Regions from separate parts of the Homo sapiens genome. Here region 2 is linked to region 1. The links are chromatin contacts, found by Hi-C or POLR2A ChIA-PET in ENCODE. All regions are on one chromosome and are shown on one strand. The core of a region is the stretch at or near the end of the contact, and the rest is flanking DNA. Distances in the headings are between cores, read along the strand shown.

Evidence for each region. Hi-C counts contacts between places; a loop is a spot of excess contacts on that map. ChIA-PET counts read pairs that join two places held with the same protein, here RNA polymerase II (POLR2A). Pooled maps may share reads with other maps.
Region 2: a map of IMR-90 shows a loop between it and region 1 (2.3-fold over the local background). The contact joins two enhancer-like sites. A Hi-C loop is called at or near these places in 16 of 168 maps with a recorded cell type or tissue (A673, CD4-positive, alpha-beta T cell, GM13976 and 12 more), 1 of 37 single-sample maps with no recorded cell type and 13 of 50 pooled maps. POLR2A ChIA-PET finds 5 or more read pairs at or near these places in 3 of 52 experiments (CD4-positive, alpha-beta T cell, activated B cell and common myeloid progenitor, CD34-positive).

Annotation. Positions count from the first base shown.
Region 1 is chr3:141,305,537-141,309,142 of GRCh38, reverse strand. It overlaps LOC124909441 (a long non-coding RNA gene), which reads right to left. Exons shown (of 4, transcript XR_007096119.1): 2 at 736-3,387. It also overlaps the pseudogene PHF5AP7. Among named protein-coding and RNA genes, the nearest start is that of ZBTB38, 61 kb to the left of the region's middle. Within about 2 kb of position 1,607, at least 2 of the 41 ENCODE cell types and tissues checked have a DNase peak (open chromatin) inside an H3K27ac peak, as active enhancers do; they include CD4-positive, alpha-beta T cell, where a contact is called at or near this core.
Region 2 is chr3:141,543,096-141,546,701 of GRCh38, reverse strand. The region is part of intron 5 of RASA2 (RAS p21 protein activator 2); the gene reads right to left. Among named protein-coding and RNA genes, the nearest start is that of RASA2-IT1, 20 kb to the right of the region's middle. Within about 2 kb of position 1,826, at least 3 of the 41 ENCODE cell types and tissues checked have a DNase peak (open chromatin) inside an H3K27ac peak, as active enhancers do; they include CD4-positive, alpha-beta T cell, where a contact is called at or near this core.

The sequences.
Region 1 (3,606 bases), core at 358-2,857:
AAAACCAAAAAGCAACAAAAAAAGAAATCCATTAGGTCAATCAAGTGATTTGTGTGTTTAGATATTTAATCAGCCAACCAGCCAGTCAATTACTCAGGATTAACTTTTCAGATAGACAGTGGTCCATCAGGATCCATCAGTCAGAAAGTCAATTTAATGGTCAGTCTGTCAATCAGAGTGCTAGTTGTTTAAAATGCTAAACACCTGGCTCATCAGTGGGACAAAAGGGCAGCTGGGGTGAGGCCATCTGGACACAGAGCGTGTCTCTACTTGCTACAGCTGGAAAATAATGTACACAGGTGGGGAGAAGATTTGACTCCTCCTGGGCCGCCAGAGGGAGCTTTGGTTTGCTGGGAAAGAGGCCTCACGTGGTGTGGTTGACAGGGAAAGAGGAAAAGCGGCAAAACGTGGGCCAGGCGGAGTTGCCACCAGAAGGTGGTGTGGCCTTCCTTCACGTCTCCACCCTGCATACTCCATCGGCTTAACTTTAGGCTTGAAGGAGCCCACTTCTGGCCGGCTTTTGAGGAAAGGCCCCTGGAAGGACTTCCCATCCTAGGGCGTACCTAATTGAGGCATGCTTGGCTCTGAGCTGGGAGGAAGCCAGCCGGCTACCCACCAGGAGAAGGACTTGCCCTCCCTGGTTGTCAGGGGCATGCCAGCCAAAGCACCGGGCAATGGGGGAAGAGAGGGAAACTGGGGTGGGGATGCTGGGGTATGGGGAAATCAATACCATACCTGTCTGCCCAGGAGCAAGGCAGGGAGCAGCTTCCTAAAGCTGAGGCACTGAGGGCAGGATCTCTGGTTTGTGGGAGTCTACACCATATCCAGGGCTACTTCTCATTCAGCTTCTCCAGGGGCCACACTTTGAGCCTCCATACTCCCATTCTTTTGCTGAACTCTGTGGTCAGCAGCTTCCTCTCAAATGAACAGCAAGTCCAACTAAAGCAGGAAGGATGGAAGTTAGACATAGATAATGAAGAAACAAGGGGAAAGGATGAACCCTCTTGGGGAATAGTGGAGATGTTTATATAAGGTTCCAAATGCAGTGTTGGGCACAAAGGCAGGATTCAGTAAATTTGAGTCCCCCCAAGGGAGGTGCATGTGGCCAATGCGTTGTAGCTCCTACTTATGCATAAAGCATGATTTGATGCCTCCAGATGGGCTTCTTGGCTTTAAAAAGAGGGCAATGCAGCGTGAGCAGGAGCTACGGCTGAACATTATCTGGGTTTGATCTTTTGCTGCAAGCAGGCTGATGTTGCCATCGGAAGATTGTGTGAAAACTGACGGCAAGTGTGTGATTTGTGACCGCTGTGTCTGTCCCTTCACCCTGGTATGCTTATATGATGAGTGTAACTATGGCTTTTACCAGGGACACTGTGAGATCTGTGGAGGCCATGGGAGTCTCTGATGCCTATTATTGTAAGGAGTGCACCAGCCAGGAGAAGAATAGAGATGGCTGCCCAAAGATTGTCAGCTTAGGGAGCTCTGAGACAGGCCTCTTCCATGAACGTCAAAAATGTGGCATCAGAAAGAGGTGATTGGTGGGTGGCCCCTTCCTTCCCTGCATCGAGCTGCAGCAGCTGCCAGAAATGACGCCTACAACTATCAACAGAAAGGGAGCGGAGCCCCGGGCATCGCCGAAGTGCCTGCCGGTGTACTGGGACCCTGCCACCTCTCCCTCCCCTTTCGTACAAATGTGTGATAGGGATGGAAAAGGATTCTTTACAGAACACCCTGGCAGACTGAATCACAGAAGAATCGATAGATTAGTTACTGTTTTTTCTTGAATTTGAAAAGCAAGGTTCTGTCCTGCATATGGATATGTCCTCCCTACCCGGAGAGCTTCTAAAAACAAGTCACGGTTCAGTCTTCTGCTTGAGGAGCTGACTGTGAAGCTGCATGCAGTAAAAGACGTGTCCTTGAGGAGACTTCAGTGTGTGGCAGGAAGCTATCAGAACAAGAAATGAGGACCTTTCATCTTTCACATTAAAAAAAAATGTGGGCAGGGCTGTCATTCTGGTTTCAACTGGTTTTGGTGTCTCAGAGCAATGGAGAGAGTCATTTGTGAGAAATAATGACTCCTGCCAGGTGGAGATGGTCCATGTGTCTGGAGCTTCACATACACTCTGCGGGAGTCATCATCCCTGGTTTAGGGATTGTAGGAGCCTGGGTACCTTGCTTGAGGCTCCACACCTGCGAAGTGGTAGAGAACTGGATTTGAGCTTGGTCTATATGGTTCCAAAGCTCTTTTTCTAGGTGATCACACTGGAGACCACAGATAGGGAAGGGGAGAAGAGTGGAGGACTGAGAAATCACTGGCTTCTGAAGTGCTCTGGAAGCGACTGTCCTCTCGGAGATCCTGTCAATCTCACACCCCACACCATGATCCAAGACGCTTTTTCTGTCTTCCAGACATGCAGAAAATCCATCAACAACTGCAGTCCATGTACTCAGGGAGGCCCTTAGGGAGCCTGGATTTTATCTGGAAGGCTGTGGAGGGCCAAGGAAGCGTTTTTAATTTGATTTACGCTGTCATGAATGTAAAATCTATACATGCCGGAGAGAACTATTTAGTATGTATTGGTAAGCCATCACACATGCTTTCTGTAGACCCCTGTGAGGAATGTTTAATATAATGATATAATGACTATGAGTAAGGGCTTGAGTCAGACTAGTTTGCCTCCCAGTTCTGCCACTTCGTGGCTGAGAGGCCTTGGCAAGTGACCTCTCCTCTCAGTTTCTTTCCCTGTCTTAAAAATGGGGATGATAGGCTGGGCGGGGTGGCTCATGTCTATAATCCCAGCACTGTGGGAGGCCAAGCTAGACAGATTGCTTGAGCCCAGGAGTTTGAGACCATCCTGAGCAACACAGCAAGACCCCATCTCCAAAAAAATATATGAAAATTAGCTGAGTGTGGTAGCTCGTGCCTGCAATCCCAGCTGCTCGGGAGGCTGAGGTGGGAGGATTGCTTGAGCCCAGGAGCTTGAGGCTGCAGGGAGCTATTACTGCCATTGTACTCCTGCCTGGATGACAAGGGTGAGAGCTTGTCTCCAAAAAAAAAAAAAAAAAAAAAAAGAAAAGGGGATGATAATCTTTAAGTCACAGGTTACTGTGAGATGAAACAAGGTTCTGCGTAAAAAGCACACTGCATGTCTTGGGCGTTGAAATGCTCAACAAGTGCTGGCCCATCCTGCACATAAAGTGCATCTCGTGCTCCATTTCCAACCCTCTTAGTCTTTTTCCAGTTACTGATTTCTCTTTTTTGCCTTAAATAACAGACATTTATTTCTCACAGGTCTGGAGGCTGAGAAGTCCAAGGTCAGGGAGACAGCATTTTCAGTTGCTAGTGAGGCCTCTCTTCCTGGCTTGCAGATAGCCACCTTCTTACTGTGTCCACACATGGGGGTGGGGAGGGAGGGAGAGAGAGAGAGAGAGAGATTGATTCTCTTGCCTCCTGCCCTAGTGTTTCTCTGATGCCATGGTGTACAAGGCACCCTCCTGCTGGGCAGTCATGCACATGCAAGTCAGCAGAGCAGGGAAGGCAGCTGTGGCTGGTAGCCAATGGATAAATGTTTCCCACAAGTGAACAGTTCTGAGATGTATTTC
Region 2 (3,606 bases), core at 577-3,076, 240 kb before region 1:
GGGATCACACCAAGTTAAAAAGCTTCTACACAACAAAGGAAGGATCAACAAAGTGAAGAGACAACCCACAGAATGGGAGAATATTTGCTAACTAACCATCTGAGAACGGATTAATAACCAGAATATGTAAGGAGGTCAAACAACTCTACGGGAAAAGAATATAATAATCTGATTTAAAAATGAGCAAAAGATCTGAATAAATATTTCTCAAAAGAAGACATACAAATGGCAAACAAATTTATGAAAAGGTGCTCAACATCACTGATCATCAGAGAAGTGTAAATCAAAACTACAATGAAATTATAATTTTTCTCCAGTTAAAATGGCTTTTATCCAAAAGACATGCGTAACAAATATTGGTGAGGATATGGAGAAAAGGGAACCCTTGTACACTGCTGGTGGCAATGTAAATTAATAAAACCACTATGGAGAACAGTTTGGAGGTTCCTCAAAAAACTAAAAATAGAGCTACCACATGATCCAGCAATCCCACTAAAGAAAGGGAATCAGTATATTGAAGAGGTATCTGCGCTCTCATGGTTACTGTGGCACTATTCACAATAGTCAAGAATTGGAAGCAATCTAAGTGTCCATCAACAGGCGAACTGATAAAGAAAATGTGGTATATATACATAATGGAGTACTTTTCAGTCACAAAAAAGAATCAGGTCCTGTCATTCAAAATAACAGGGATGGAACTGGAGATCATTACGTTAAGTGAAATAAACCAGGCACAGAAAGACAAACCTCGTATGGTCTCACTTGTGGGAGCTAAAAACTCAAACAATTGAACTCATGATAACAGAGAGTAGAACAAAGTTTTCCAGGGGCTGGGACGGGAAGTGAGGGTACAAAAATATAGTTAGATATAATGGATAAGATCTCGTATTTAACAGCATAAGAAGGTGACTACAGACAACAATAATTTATTATACATTTAAAAATAACTAAAAGAGGGCCAGGCTTGGTGGCTCATGCCTGTAATCCCAGCACTTTGGGAGGCTGAGGTGGGCACATCACGAGGTCAAGAGTTCGAGACCAGCCTGACCAACATGATGAAACCCCAACTCTACTAAAAATACAAAAATTAGCCAGGTCTGGTGGTGCACACCTGTAATCCCAGCTACTCGGAGGCTGAGGCAGGAGAATCACTTGAACCCAGGAGGTGGAGGTCGTGTCACTGCACCCCAGCCTGGTCGACAGAGTGAGACTCCATCTCAAAAAAAAAAAAAAAAAAAAAGTATGTAGTACCTCCCCACTCTCTCTCCTGTTCCTGCTCCTGCCATGTAGGACACCTGCTCCCGCTTGGTGTTTGTTATGATTGGAAGCTTCCTGAGGCCTCCCCAGAAGCAGATGCTGCCATGCTTCCTGTACAGCCTGCAGAACCATGAGTGAATTAAACTTCTTTATAAATTACCCAGTCTCAGGTATTTCTTTATAGCAATGTGAGAATGGACTAACACAAGACACTAACACCAAGATGACATGATTGTTATGATTATGTGACATGGATCTGAAAGCAGCCATCATAAAAATAATTCAATGAGCAATTTCTTTTTAACTTAAGTTCAGGGGTACATGTGCAGGTCTGTTATATAGGCAAACTTGTGTCACAAGGGTTTGTTGTACAGATTATTTTGTCACTTAGGTATTAAGGCTAGCACCCATTAGTTATTGTTCCTGATCCTCTCCCTCCTCCTACTCTCCACCCTCTGGTAGGCCCTAACGTCTGTTGTTCTTCTCTATGTGTCCATGCATTCTCATCATTTAGCTCCCACTATAAGTGAGCACGTGCAGTATTTGGTTTCATTTTCTGTTTCTGCGTTAGTCTGCTAAGGATAATGGCCTTCAGCTCCGCCTATGTTCCTGCAAAGGATATGATCTCTTTCTTTTTTACGGCTAGTATTCCATGGCATGTATGTACTGCATTTTCTTTATCCAGTCTGCGATTGATGGCCATTTAAGTTGATTCCATGTCTTTGCTATTGTGAATAATGCAATGAACAATTATGAATATGTTTGAAACAAAAAAACAAGAAAGTCTCTGCAAAAGAAACTCTCACCAAAGGAAAAAAGTTATAAAGAAGAATCAAATATAAATTTTAGAACTTAAAAATATAAATAACCAAAATAAAAAACTCAACAGATAAGCTAAACAGAAGAATGAAGAAGACAGAGGAAAGAATCAGTGAACTTGAAGACATAACAATAGAAATCACCCAATTTGAACAACAGAGGGAAAATAGACTGGGGGGAAAAGCAAAGGACAAAGCCTCAGGGGGACCTCTGGGACTGTAAAAAAAAGACCTAACATTTGTGCCACTGGCGTTCTGAAAGAAGAAGAGAAAGATAGCAGAGGTGATAAAGAATTAATAGAAGAAATAATGGTTGAAAATTCCCCAAATCTGGCAAAAGACATAAATATACATAGTCAAGAAGCTGAGCGAACCCCAAACAGGATAAATTAAATAAATCTATTCCAGGATACATCACAATCAAGCTAAAACATATAGAAATCTAAAGGCAGGCTGGGCGTGGTGGCTTACACCTATAACCCCAGGACTTTGGGAGGCCAAGGCAGAAGGATCACTTCAGGCCAGGAGTTCGAGAGCAGCCTGGCCAATATGGCGAAACCCTGTTTCTACTAAAAATGTAAAAATTAGCTGGGCATGGTGGTGCATGCCTGTAATTCCAGCTACTTAGGAGGCTGAGGCATGAAAATCGCTTGAATCCGGGAGGCAGAGGTTGCAGTGAGCTGAGATCACACCAATGCACTCCAGCCTGAGTGACAGAACTAGACTCCATATCAAAAAAAAAAAAAAAAAGAAAAAAGAAAGAAAGAAAGAAAAAAGAAAAGAAATCTAAAGGCAAAGAACAACCTTAAAAGAAGCCAGAGAAAAACGGTGTGTTACCTATAGGGAAAAACAATTTGAATGACAATGAACTTCACATCAGAAACCATCGAGGACACAAGGAAGTGGTACATTTTCAAATGTGGAAAGAAAAGAACTGTCCACTCAGAATTCTATATCTAGTATAATTATCTTTTACAAATGAAGAGGAAATCAAGACCTTCTGAGATGAAGGAAAACCAAGAGAATGTATCACCAAGAGACTTACTCTAAAAGAATGTTAAGAGGAAACTCTATACACTTAATCACAGAAGGAATCGTGAAACATCAGAAAGGAAAAAAATAACATGGAAAGGGCAAAAATGTGGGTAGAGACAACAGACTTACACTTTCCTTTTCCTCTAACTCTTTTCAACTGTGTTAGATGGCTGAAGCAAAAATTATAACATTGTTTGATGTGGTTCTCAATATATGTAGACAAAATATTTAAGACAAAGTATATTACAAATGGGGGAGGGTAAAGGGATTTAAAGAAAGGTAAAGTACATACATTTTATTCTAATTGGTAAAATGTTGACATCAGTACATTATGATTAGTTATGCATGTATAATGTAATACCTAGAGCAACCACTAAAAAAAAATCTATACAAAGAGACCATAGATTTTTTAAAAACACAATATAAATAAATCAAAATGGAATTCTAAAAAGTGTTCAAGTAACCCACAGGAAAAAGAAAACAGAAAACTATAAAA